2 separate regions of the Homo sapiens genome follow, and region 2 is linked to region 1. Evidence: chromatin loops called from intact Hi-C (ENCODE). Cell type or tissue: GM12878. All regions are shown on one strand. Links, peaks and the distances in the headings refer to the core of each region. The heading gives the core; the rest is flanking DNA.

Region 1 (5,381 bases), core at 322-5,321:
TGCAATGCTGGAGTGACCTCTCTGCACAGAAATCTGCTTAACATTCCTTACCCGCCTGTAGTGACCAGGCCACAGGCTCCGGCAGATGCAGAAGGTCTGAAAATCTAGTTGTAAGTAATTTTCCTCTAGGTGCCTACCTCAGTGAATTGGTTCTCCTGTGCATTTTATACATCAGTGGTCGCACCACTCAAACACACAATCCATTCCCGAGTTTAACAGCTCAGGCACCTTCCTTTTTGATTTTATAAATGAATGCAAATCATCTCCCACTCATATTATAAACCAATTAAAATTCTCCTCACACTTTTAAAAAAACTTGTTACCTGGCTCAAAGATCCTTAGCTCTTTTCTTAGAAACTGGCCCTTATGTGGCCTGTATGTGAGGATGAGGGTGTTTGAAATTAGCAGGAAATCTTAGAATGGTTTCCCCTTTGTCACAGCCAGAAGTTTCAGATTGTGGTCATCAGATGAACGCTTTAAATGAGAAAAAGACTGATTAGCATAATTCTTAAAGGTCTGAACTCTACACTCACAGATGGCCTCTGAGAGGATGGATGGTACAGAAAGGAGATTAGGATAAATCTAATTAGTTTGGGGGTGTTCTCATTTCTCAAGTGGTGAGCGATGGAGAAGAAGTGATGGATGGACAGATGGAGATAATGAAGCCCCATTAAAGCCTTTTTTGATTCTCATTCTCCATGATGGAGCACATTATCCCATTAATGTTTCTGTGAGCTAACACAGCCAAAGTTTGGCGCTGTCACCTCGAAAATGAATTCGAATTGCCTGCCCAGCTCCTTACATGTGTCCACAGGAGTTAAATGAGCCTGAAAACTGTATTCCTGCTGAGAAGCCCATCCTGGCAGCATGGGCTGGAAGCCCTCCCCTTTGGGAATGGGCCTTCCTCCTGGCTGGTTTCTAACAGCACTCAGGCCAGAGTCCCATAGCTTTTCTGCTCCGGGGTTCTACAACTAGAATTTCCTCTGAAATGGGCTGTGGCTTGCACGTATTTCCAGGGTACTGAGACAGACCGCTGCTGTTCTCTTCAGTGGAGGTGACAGCTACAAGTGCTCACCATCACACTCTGATTAGGGACCTGAGGGCAGGGTCCAAAAACAAAAAGTGGCAAGACAGGCCCATGACTCAGTCACAGAGATGTGACATAAATAATAATACAGGACATTGCACAGGCTATGTGCAAAGTAAGGGCCTGACTGGCTCCACTAGCTCAGAGAACAGTGAGACAGTGATGGGCCATCCAGGAAACAGCAGGGAAAGGGGAGAGACTCCTCGGGGTTTGAAAAAAGAACCATGTGCCCCCTGATGACAGCAGCCTCCTAAATGGACCCCTTGCTTCTACTCTTGACTCCCTACAGTCCAGCATCATTTAAGAACATAAACCAGATCAAATGATTCTCCCCTTCAATAATAATCAGAGCTGACATTTATTGAGCACTTACTTATGTGTGCTCAGCGCTGATCCAAGCACATTGCATATATTATTTCATTTCACAACAGCCCTTTGTGGTATTAATATCATCCTTTTATTACAGATGAGGAAATTAAGGCACAAACAGGTGACCTGGCCCAGTAAGTAGCAGAATTTATTGACAAGCTCAGGTTTCTTGACTTCAGAACTCCGATTCTTAACCTATAACTCCTGTTCCATGTTCATTCCATGCCCTCCCACCACACATGGAATAAAATCTAAACTCCTCTCTGACCTCATTTTGTTCCAGTGTCTCCCATGCTCACTGTGCTCTCGTCACATTCTTCAAGAACTCCAAGCACGGTCCATGTCTAGGCCCTGTGCACTTGTAGTTGCCTTTGTCTGCTTAGAAAGGATTTCCCTTCTCCCATATCCACCTTCGAAATGTCAGGGTGGCCCACGCTTGATTCTCAGCTCTCTTACTTTATTCTACTGCTCTTCCCAACCAGGTGGTCTCATTCAAGGCCATGGCTTTAAATACTATCTCCTATGACTCCCACATTTATGTTTCTAGCCTGGAACGTTTAATGAGTTCCAACCATGCGTGTTTAATGGCTCATCTAATCTTTCCTCTCGCATGTGTAGTGGGCACCTATATTTATCACCCAAAGATAAAAAAAAAACCCCTGACTTGTAACTCTCCTACCCTACTTCAGTCTGTAAAGTAAATAGCACTATCATCCAGCTGGTTACTCGAGCCAAAAACCAGCAATTCTTCTTAGCTTCTGAGCCTTTGCACCCAATCCATGAACAAATTCTACCTGCTTCCAAGGCACATCCCAAAGGGCCTATTTCTCTCCACCTCCACTATATCATCTCTGATATAAACCACTGTGATAATTTTGCTTGCACTTTTACCTCTCTTTAATCCAGCCAGGGAGTGACCCTTTTAAAAGTTAAATCAGATCATGTCATTCCCTTGCCTAATACCTTCTAACTCTAATGTCATGCTAGGCCCTGAAGACCTCTAGGCCACCGTCTGCCTCTTTAACCACAACTCCTCTGCCTGCTCACCAATGCTCCGGGCACACTGGCCTCCCTTCTGTTTCCTGAACATGCCATGCTCATCCTGGATGTATGGCTTTTGCAATCACTATTCACTCTGCTTAGAAAACTCTCTACCCCAGGTTTCCCCGGGCTTACAGCTTCTCATTTAGTTATCAGTTGAAATGTTACCTCCTTGGTGAGGCCTTTTCTAACCCCTCTAACCAAATTCATATGCATAAATACTTTCTTTATCATACCAAGTTTCATTTCCTTCTCACTCTCTGAGATGTCTGTGTGTTTAATTGGTTTTTTCTGTCTCTCCTACTAGAGTAATCTCTTTGGCGGTCTGGGTCTGATCTGGTTTGTTCACCCCTCTATCCCCCAGTGCCTGGAACTTTATCAGGGATCAATAAGTATCTACTGAATGAAGAGCACCATTTATTTAGAAGCTCACAAAATGCTAATGGAGGAGGTAAGATTGAAGACAGATGATAAAGCTGGGACTTCAATCCTATAGTCAGTGGGAGGGGAATGGATAAAGAGTAAAAGTGACGCAAACTTGTAGGGAGTGGGAGGAAGTCTAAAATCTTCCATTTGTTGAATGACCATAACCCAGGAGGCCCTGGTAATACACAGGTGAACAAAACCAAAATGGCCCCTGGCCTCATAGAGCTTGTATTGTAGCATGTAGTTTAAACTTTTTTCCCCATTTTAGGATGGAGCAGGGGTAAGCAAATGTTTTACTGTAAAGGGCCAGAGAGTAACTATTTCTGGCTCTTCAGGCCATATGGTCTCTGCCACAAATACTCTGCCACTGTAGTGAAAAAGGAGCCACAGATCATACACAGACTTGGCTGTGTTCCGATAAAACTTTATTTACAAAGACAAGCAGCAGGTCCAACTTGGCATGTGGGCCACAACTGGACAACCCCTGGGACAGAGACTTCTGTCCCTTCTAAAGAACTGGGGAGTACTTTAGGCTTGTCATGTAGAGAAACAGGCTTTGAATCATAAGAACCTTAAGGGTCTTGTGGAGAAAAACATAGATTTATTATTTACCTTAAGTTTTCTAAAGCGCTTAGAAAACAGTGAGTGGACCTGGAGCTGCTGACCTGGGGTTCCTGCTAGTCTTTTGTTTTACTCCTTCCCATGAATCAACTAGCTTTTGTAAGAAACCTCACAGTTACATGGATTTGAATATACTTAACCTGACAAAGACTAACTCAAAGTGGCTAATGCCTATACCAGATGGTGGACCTGCCCTTATTCCACTGTTAGAAAGGAAGAGAATGGGCACTACTGATTACTTGTACTGATTTAAGTTTAAGCTAATAGCTTGGCATTACCCTGACTTCAGCCAGGGAAGAAAATCACATCCAAGTTTGCAGACTCCATGAAACATTGGCCATATATTTGTTGGCTCATTAGCTTGGACATAAAGACTTTCTAGAAAGAGATGCCATCATTAGGTGCCACTCAGACTCTAGGGGTGCTTTTGGAAACCACTGTGATCAGAAACGTATATATTGTTAAGGGAAGAGAGAGAGTTGTTCTGGACAGGTACCGAGAGGCAGGTTCCAGGAAGCTGAAGCCAACAGAATCAAACCTTAACGTACATAAGCCATTCCTGGGCTTTGTCCATGGGTTGCCTTTGTGGTGGTTGTCTGCCTGGTTTCCAGGGAGCCTTCAATTAGAATTCTGAGCTGAGATGATTTATCCTGTGTGCTACATTAGCTCCATTTGCCATTAACATAAATAAGGCTTTAGTTACATGAGGCAGGCATAAAGGGTATGTATGCCTTCCATTCATGAAAACATCATTTTTTCAAAACACCAGTTTCTTCTTATAAGCTAAGTTACACTACCCAAATATGTAGTAATCAGTAATACAGAACAATAAAAGGCCTTGATACACTGATCCGGGCATACGAGGTTATCAGGAAATCCTCAAGTCAGTGTCTCTCCCCATGGGACCAATCCTGTACCTCTTTTTCCTTCACCTCCATTTTGACTTGAAATGCAGTAGACAACAGAGCCAGTTCAGTGCCTTGCCATGCTCCCAGCACTTAGCACTGTTCGATAAATACATGAGGGATAAACAAATTGTAAGGAAACTCCCATCCCATGAGAGGAGAAGGATTCTAAAGTGCATGACCACACGGACACACAGGTAACATCCATCTCTTTGGGAAAAGGAGTAAAATGGACTTTCCTGAAACAACTGCTAGGCAGAAGGTGGGTGAAAGCCACAAGCATAGCCTGCCTCATAGTAGTTCCACGAAAGTCCATTTTACCCCTCTTCCCATAGAAATGGACACTATCTATGGGTCCCTGTGTGTGGCTGTCTCCTGCCATGTCGCTGGATTTTCTCAGGATCCCTGACAAGTAGGGATTTTTGGTCAATCTTTCATAGACACTCTTATCTCCTCAAATGGAGACACCATCACTGGCATTGAAATGCTAAGGTGAGAACTCACCAAGACACACTGTAGGTAAAGTTCCAGCTCAGCTTAGGGTTTGATATGTAACGGGCCCAATAAATGATAGTGATTGGTATTAGGATTGCTTTGTTCTTGTTACAGATGAAGAAGTAGAATGTCAGTGGATTACAGTGAACAGTCCAAGCTACAAAATGTGTTGCAACTGGAATTTGCATTCCATGTGTCTGGTTCCTTCTCTATGTACAGGAATGAATCAGGAGAGCACACTGGCTCTACCTTCTTCCACTCTGACTTCTCAGCTTTAATCCCTGGAGTTCCAGGGTGGTATGGACTGAATGTGTGTGCCCCCACCACTTCCCCAAAATTCATTAACACCACAATCCAGTTAAGATATTTGTTAGTAGGGCCTTCGCAGAGGTGATTAGGGTTAGATGAGGTCATGAAGGTGGAGCCCCAGGATGGAT
Region 2 (5,381 bases), core at 144-5,143, 61 kb after region 1:
TGACTAAATGAGGCCCCTGCAAAGGCAGAATGGCCCAGGATTGTAATTAAGACACTTTCTTACCTTCGCATGGTAAGATTTGACTTGTTATAGTGCTATTTCTAGTCCTAAACTCACTATACGTCTATGCTATCATTTCTAAATTATATTCCATTCAACACTAGTATTTGGAGAAACACAGTTAATTTTCTGTGAGAAAAAAAAGAGTTCAGTTTTTTGGATTTGCTTAGGAGACACTTCTTTGTACAGGCTCCATCTGGCAATTCTCAGAACACATTATTCTATTATCTAAAAATGGCTGAGTAGTCCTGGAGTATAGAAGCCTGATTAATTTTAAGTCACCTTTCCCTGAACCAATACAGTCATCCCTTGGTATCTATGGGAAATTGGTTCCAGGACCTCCCTCAGATGCCAAAATGCACGGATGTTCAGGTCGCTGATATAAAATGTCATAGTATTTGCATATAACCTATGCACATCTTCACATATCGTTCAAATCATTTCTAGATTATGTATAATACCTAATACAATATAAATGCTACGTAAATAGTTATACTTTATTGTTTAGGGAATAATGACAAGGAAAGAAAAGCCTGCACTTGTTCAGTACAAACACAATTCCCCCCACCCCCCAAATATTTCCAATCCTCCATTGATTGAACCCATGGATATGGAGGGCCAACTGTAAACATTTTCATTAGATCTTTTATAAAAATGTCCCATGGAATCCTATTTGAGAAATTCAGGATTACACAAGTAAACAAAAGTTGAGAGAACTGGTTTTCTCTATCAAATTGGGCAAAGGTCTTCTCTGCCCTTGTCATTATGTGGATACGTTTTTCTATGAGGAGCACTATAGCACAGTGGTGAAGGGAATGGGTTTGGACTTGGACTGCTTGGGTTGGAATACTGCCTCCAGCATCCATTACCTATAGGACTCTGGGCAAGTTACAAAACCTCTCTGCACTGTTTTCTGCAATGTAAAATGGTGGTGGTGTGGGGGGGTGGTGTGGGAATAATAGTAATATCTGCCCCAGAAGGTTGTGGACAGATGAAGTCAGACAGCCTTTGTAAAGAGCCTAGAACAGTGCCTAGTACCCTGTAAGCCTGGGGCAAATGTTAGCTGCAGTCATTGCCACCATCACCATCATCTTGCCATCATCTCCCATCCTCTCTCTCAGAATCAGATTCCAGAAGTCATTTTGTCTCCATTTTCCTCACTGCTCTCCACAGTCATTCACTCTCGCTGTCCCACTCCTGCTTTTGAAAAGCCTCCACCCCTCTAGCCTTCATAACTAGCACAGGCCTTCCTCGCTCCAGGCTGAAATATTACAGCTTTCCCCTAGCTAGGTTCCCTGACCCCAGTCCCACTCTCTACCCAAACAACCTGCCCTCAATGCCCAGACAAACCTGCCTGAAACCCTGCTGTGTTCTTGGCCCCATTCTGCTACAATGTTTCTGCCTTCATTGTCTAGATGGCAGAGTTCAAGGTTACCTTGGGTTGCAACCCTCTCACAAACTAATTCAAACCTGTTTTCCAAACCACATTTATTCCCTCACCCCCAGCTACTGTTCCTGCTGTTCTTCCCACTTGGAATGTCGTTCCTAGCCTCTGCATAGACTCAAATTCCAAGTAGATTCCAGAACCCATCTCAGCTTGTGTCTTCTTCCCAAGGCCTTCCTGATCCCTCCATCTCTTACTCTGGCATGGGACACTAGCATCTGCTCTACTGTGGAGTGGCAGGTTTAGAGGGCTTAGGTTTAGAGACCTGGGCTCATATGCCAGCTCCAAAATGAGCAAGCGGTGAGAGTTTTGATCCAGTTGTGTAACCCCTCTGTGTCTCAGGTTCCTTATCTGAGACTGGAGATTGATAATGCTCTCTCTCCAAAGGGATAGCATGAAACTCAAGCAAAAGTACTTGTACACATTCAGATTTTTTTCCAGTCTTCCTGTGTGTTTTTTGAGGAGCCCTAGATTTGGCAAAGGTGCCTTTGAAGGCGGAAGTAGGAAACTGAAGCGGGCTAGGTTGTCAGACCTCCAGCCCCTGCCTCTACACTTCAACCAGAGCTGCGCTACCTTGATCAATTATATTTATATATTTGGGATCTGGGTGACCTTTACTTAGGAAAAAAAAGAGATCTATTCCACAAAAGAAAGAATAAGAAAACCATCTCATCTCCCAGCTGGGCGCGGTAGCTCATGTCCCCAATCCCAGCATTTTGGGAGGCCGAGGCAGGTGGATCACTTGAGGTCAGGAATTTGAGACCAGCCTGGCCAACATGGTGAAACCCCATCTCTACTAAAAATGCAAAAAAATAGCAGGGCGTGGTGGTACATGCCTGTAATCCCACCTACTCAGGAGGCTGAGACAGGAAAATCGCTTGAACCCGGGATGCAGAGGTTGCAGTGAGCTGAGATCATGCCATTGCACTCCAACATGGGCAACAGAGCGAGACTTCATTTTCAAAAAAAAAAAAACAAAAAGAAAAGAAAAAAGAAAACCACCTCTTATCATTAGTACCATACAGGCTTTCCATAATTATTTCACTATTTCACAACAGTACAGCTGGTCTCCCCAGATACATTGTAACCTCCTTGGGAGAAAGGACTGAGTCATCTTTAAGTATGTATTTTCCCTAGTTAAATATGTTGTACCCGGTAAGTACTTAAATACTTGTTGATGAAGCAGCTCTGCCTTACTGCCCACCGGTTCCTCCAGAGATCACACTTTTATAAGGTTAAGCCCATCAAGAAGTTCCTTTTCCACTTCCCTGAGCAGGCAGCCATGGCTTCTTTATCTCCTTTCACTCTCTTCTGGGAAGATCTACTTCAATCCCAGTGCCATTATCTCTCTCTACCAAACACTGCTCAGAGAATAGCCTCTGAGACCTGTTTCCTTACCAGGATTCAGAGGATCACAGATACTAGAGATGAAGGAGAAAAAAAATAAATCTATCAGGGCATCATGTCCTCTCCTTGTGCAAAACGGTTAAGTCCTGAACATTTTCTAAATATTTGTCAGGCCTGGTATTAAAGGCTTGAAGTGACAAGGTCCCTCAAGGGAGAAGTTGGCATTAAACCTCACTCTTAAAGATGACTTCTTTTACTGACTTTTCAGTTTCATGTTTCACCACTGAATCTCACTTCTCACTTTTAGTTAAATCCCTTCTAAGTAGCCAGGCTACAGTGAGTGGGGGCTACAGAAAAGCCACAGGAGGAGTCAGAAGAGGGTAGAGCTGTCACTCTGTGGGCTATGTTTCCCTCTGACTACAGGTAATCAAAAAGGATGGGCAAGGTGAAATCTTGACATCTCACTTGAACAGAAGTACTCCCCCATTCTTGCAGATTCCCCATCATTCCCATTCAGAGAGCCAAAATGCAACTGTGTAATTATAAGATAATGTCTTATTTTTGTGGCCCCACTGAGGTTACCAACTCAGACACCTATAGGGGCCCTTTGATAAGGATGGCAAACCCACTTCCTTCAGCATATTGCCAGCTCACAGGAAGGTGCATCATGTCACCAGATTATCCCCCTTTAAAAAAAAAAAAAAAAGAAAGAAACCATCTATCAAAATTTCAATGAGGAATCTCTTCATTTTTGAATGTTGGCAATGAATTCAAATTATCTTTAACCCATTGTAAAGGCACAGCTGACACCAGTCCCTTCTGTAGGAGATTTCTTCTCCTTCTGAAATCCATCGCCAATTCATAAGCAAGCACGCAGGAATGGACAATGCTGTATGTTTATTACATTTATAATTTTGTGTGTAGAAGCCTTGCCTCAATCCTCAAAATGCAGACACCTATGCTGCAGTCTTTTGCGTGGTTACATCACTCAACGTCCCCAGTACATATGTTCAGAAAAATGGTCAGGTCCTCAGGGAATAGTTAAAACTGTGCAGGACTAGACTACTTAGGTTTATATCCCTGCCTCAGTGCTTGACAGCTCTGGGACCTTGGGCACCTCAGTTTTCTCATCTATATAATGGTGATGATAATAACAGCCCTGGGCTCATAGGGTTGTTGTGAGGTTTAAATGACATAGCAGGGTGTACATCATTTAGCAAATACACTAGGAGCTTAATAAATGTCATTTGGAAGCTGCTTCACATTTCCACATTCTATTAAAACACCCAGGAACCAATGGTGCCCTCACTTCATCTCTAGATTTTGCTAAAGAGTTGGTTTAATTTTCGCCATGTCTTCGGGTTTCATTTTTACCTCTGAAGGTCAAGTTGGCTTGCTACATTCTTGGCAGAGTCCATAGCCCCTTTGATGGTAGAAAATGATATAAATGAAAAGGTCAGATGATCTTGCCTGGGTTACCTGTCATTCTGGAAGATCACAGCTGTATGCTAAACTAGATCTAGGTATGTGTGTGGGGTGGGGCTGAAGTCTACACCCATATTGTGGTAGGCACAGATATGTACCACCCAGGTTGCCCTTCAAGGAGGGACTTGGCCTCCCAACTGTAAGGTGGATAGTGATTAGCAAGCACTGTTCAGCCATTAGCTACTTGAGAATGGGCCTCAGCTCCAGTGAGCTGCTTCCCTAAAGACCATACATTTCTTGGGCAGCTTTCATTTCCTACAGAGTGAGGCAGGTGTGACAAGATGCTGCTGTTTCCATTCATCACGGAACAATCCAGATAGGCAATAATGAACCCAGGGCTCCCCACTGGCTTGGGTGAAGCTTTGGAGGGCCTACCTCAAAGTCCAGCTTCTACCTTGCCCACTCCTGTTTCTGCCCCTTCCTTTCACAGGTGTTGATGCCTAATAAACATCTTGTACTCCAGAGTCCATCTCAGCACTGCAGCCCAAGAACCCAACCCATGACACACGGGTGTACTGATGCACACACACACTCCTGAAACCCAGACAATCCTTTAAAACTATCTTTTTAATAAACAGAAACCAGCCAAGTTTGATTATAAAGAAAACCAATCGTGCATTGAGACCTATGGGATTAGCAGGGTCAGGGGTATCTATAGAGTTGGGAAGGATTACCACTGATATTTTCTTCCAATTTCTTTTATTGTGGTAGAATACACATAATCTAAAATTTACTATCTTGGCTATTTTTAGGTGTACAGTCCAGTGACAATAAGTACATTTACATTGTGGGCTACAATTGCCACCAACCATGTGCAGAACTCTTTTTCGTCTTGTAAAACTGAAATTCTATACCCATTAAATAACAACTCCCCATTCTCCCTCCCCCCAGCTTCTGGCAACTACCATTCTACTTTCTGTCCATGAGGGTTGACAAATCTAGATAACTCATGTAAGTGGAATCATACAGTATTTGTCTTTTAGTGACTGGCTTATTGCACTTAGCACAATGTCCTCCAGATTCATCCATATCATAGCACTTATCA

What was found. Hi-C counts contacts between places; a loop is a spot of excess contacts. Peaks named below come from ENCODE experiments on the same cell type or tissue, not always from the same donor. Only the 100,000 strongest peaks of a DNase experiment are listed, where the experiment ranks them.
Region 2: it touches region 1 in a loop (2.1-fold over the local background); 5 of 110 quality-filtered maps call a loop at or near these places.

What each region holds. Positions count from the first base shown.
Region 1 is chr3:59,775,276-59,780,656 of GRCh38, forward strand. All of the region lies in intron 8 of FHIT (fragile histidine triad diadenosine triphosphatase), which reads right to left. All of the region lies in intron 6 of CFAP20DC-DT (CFAP20DC divergent transcript), which reads left to right. Among named protein-coding and RNA genes, the nearest start is that of CFAP20DC-DT, 690 kb to the left of the region's middle. In GM12878, for the core only: no CTCF peak of the experiment used is centred there; no DNase peak of the experiment used is centred there.
Region 2 is chr3:59,836,853-59,842,233 of GRCh38, forward strand. The region is part of intron 8 of FHIT (fragile histidine triad diadenosine triphosphatase); the gene reads right to left. Among named protein-coding and RNA genes, the nearest start is that of CFAP20DC-DT, 750 kb to the left of the region's middle. In GM12878, for the core only: no CTCF peak of the experiment used is centred there; a DNase peak (open chromatin) is centred at 3,149.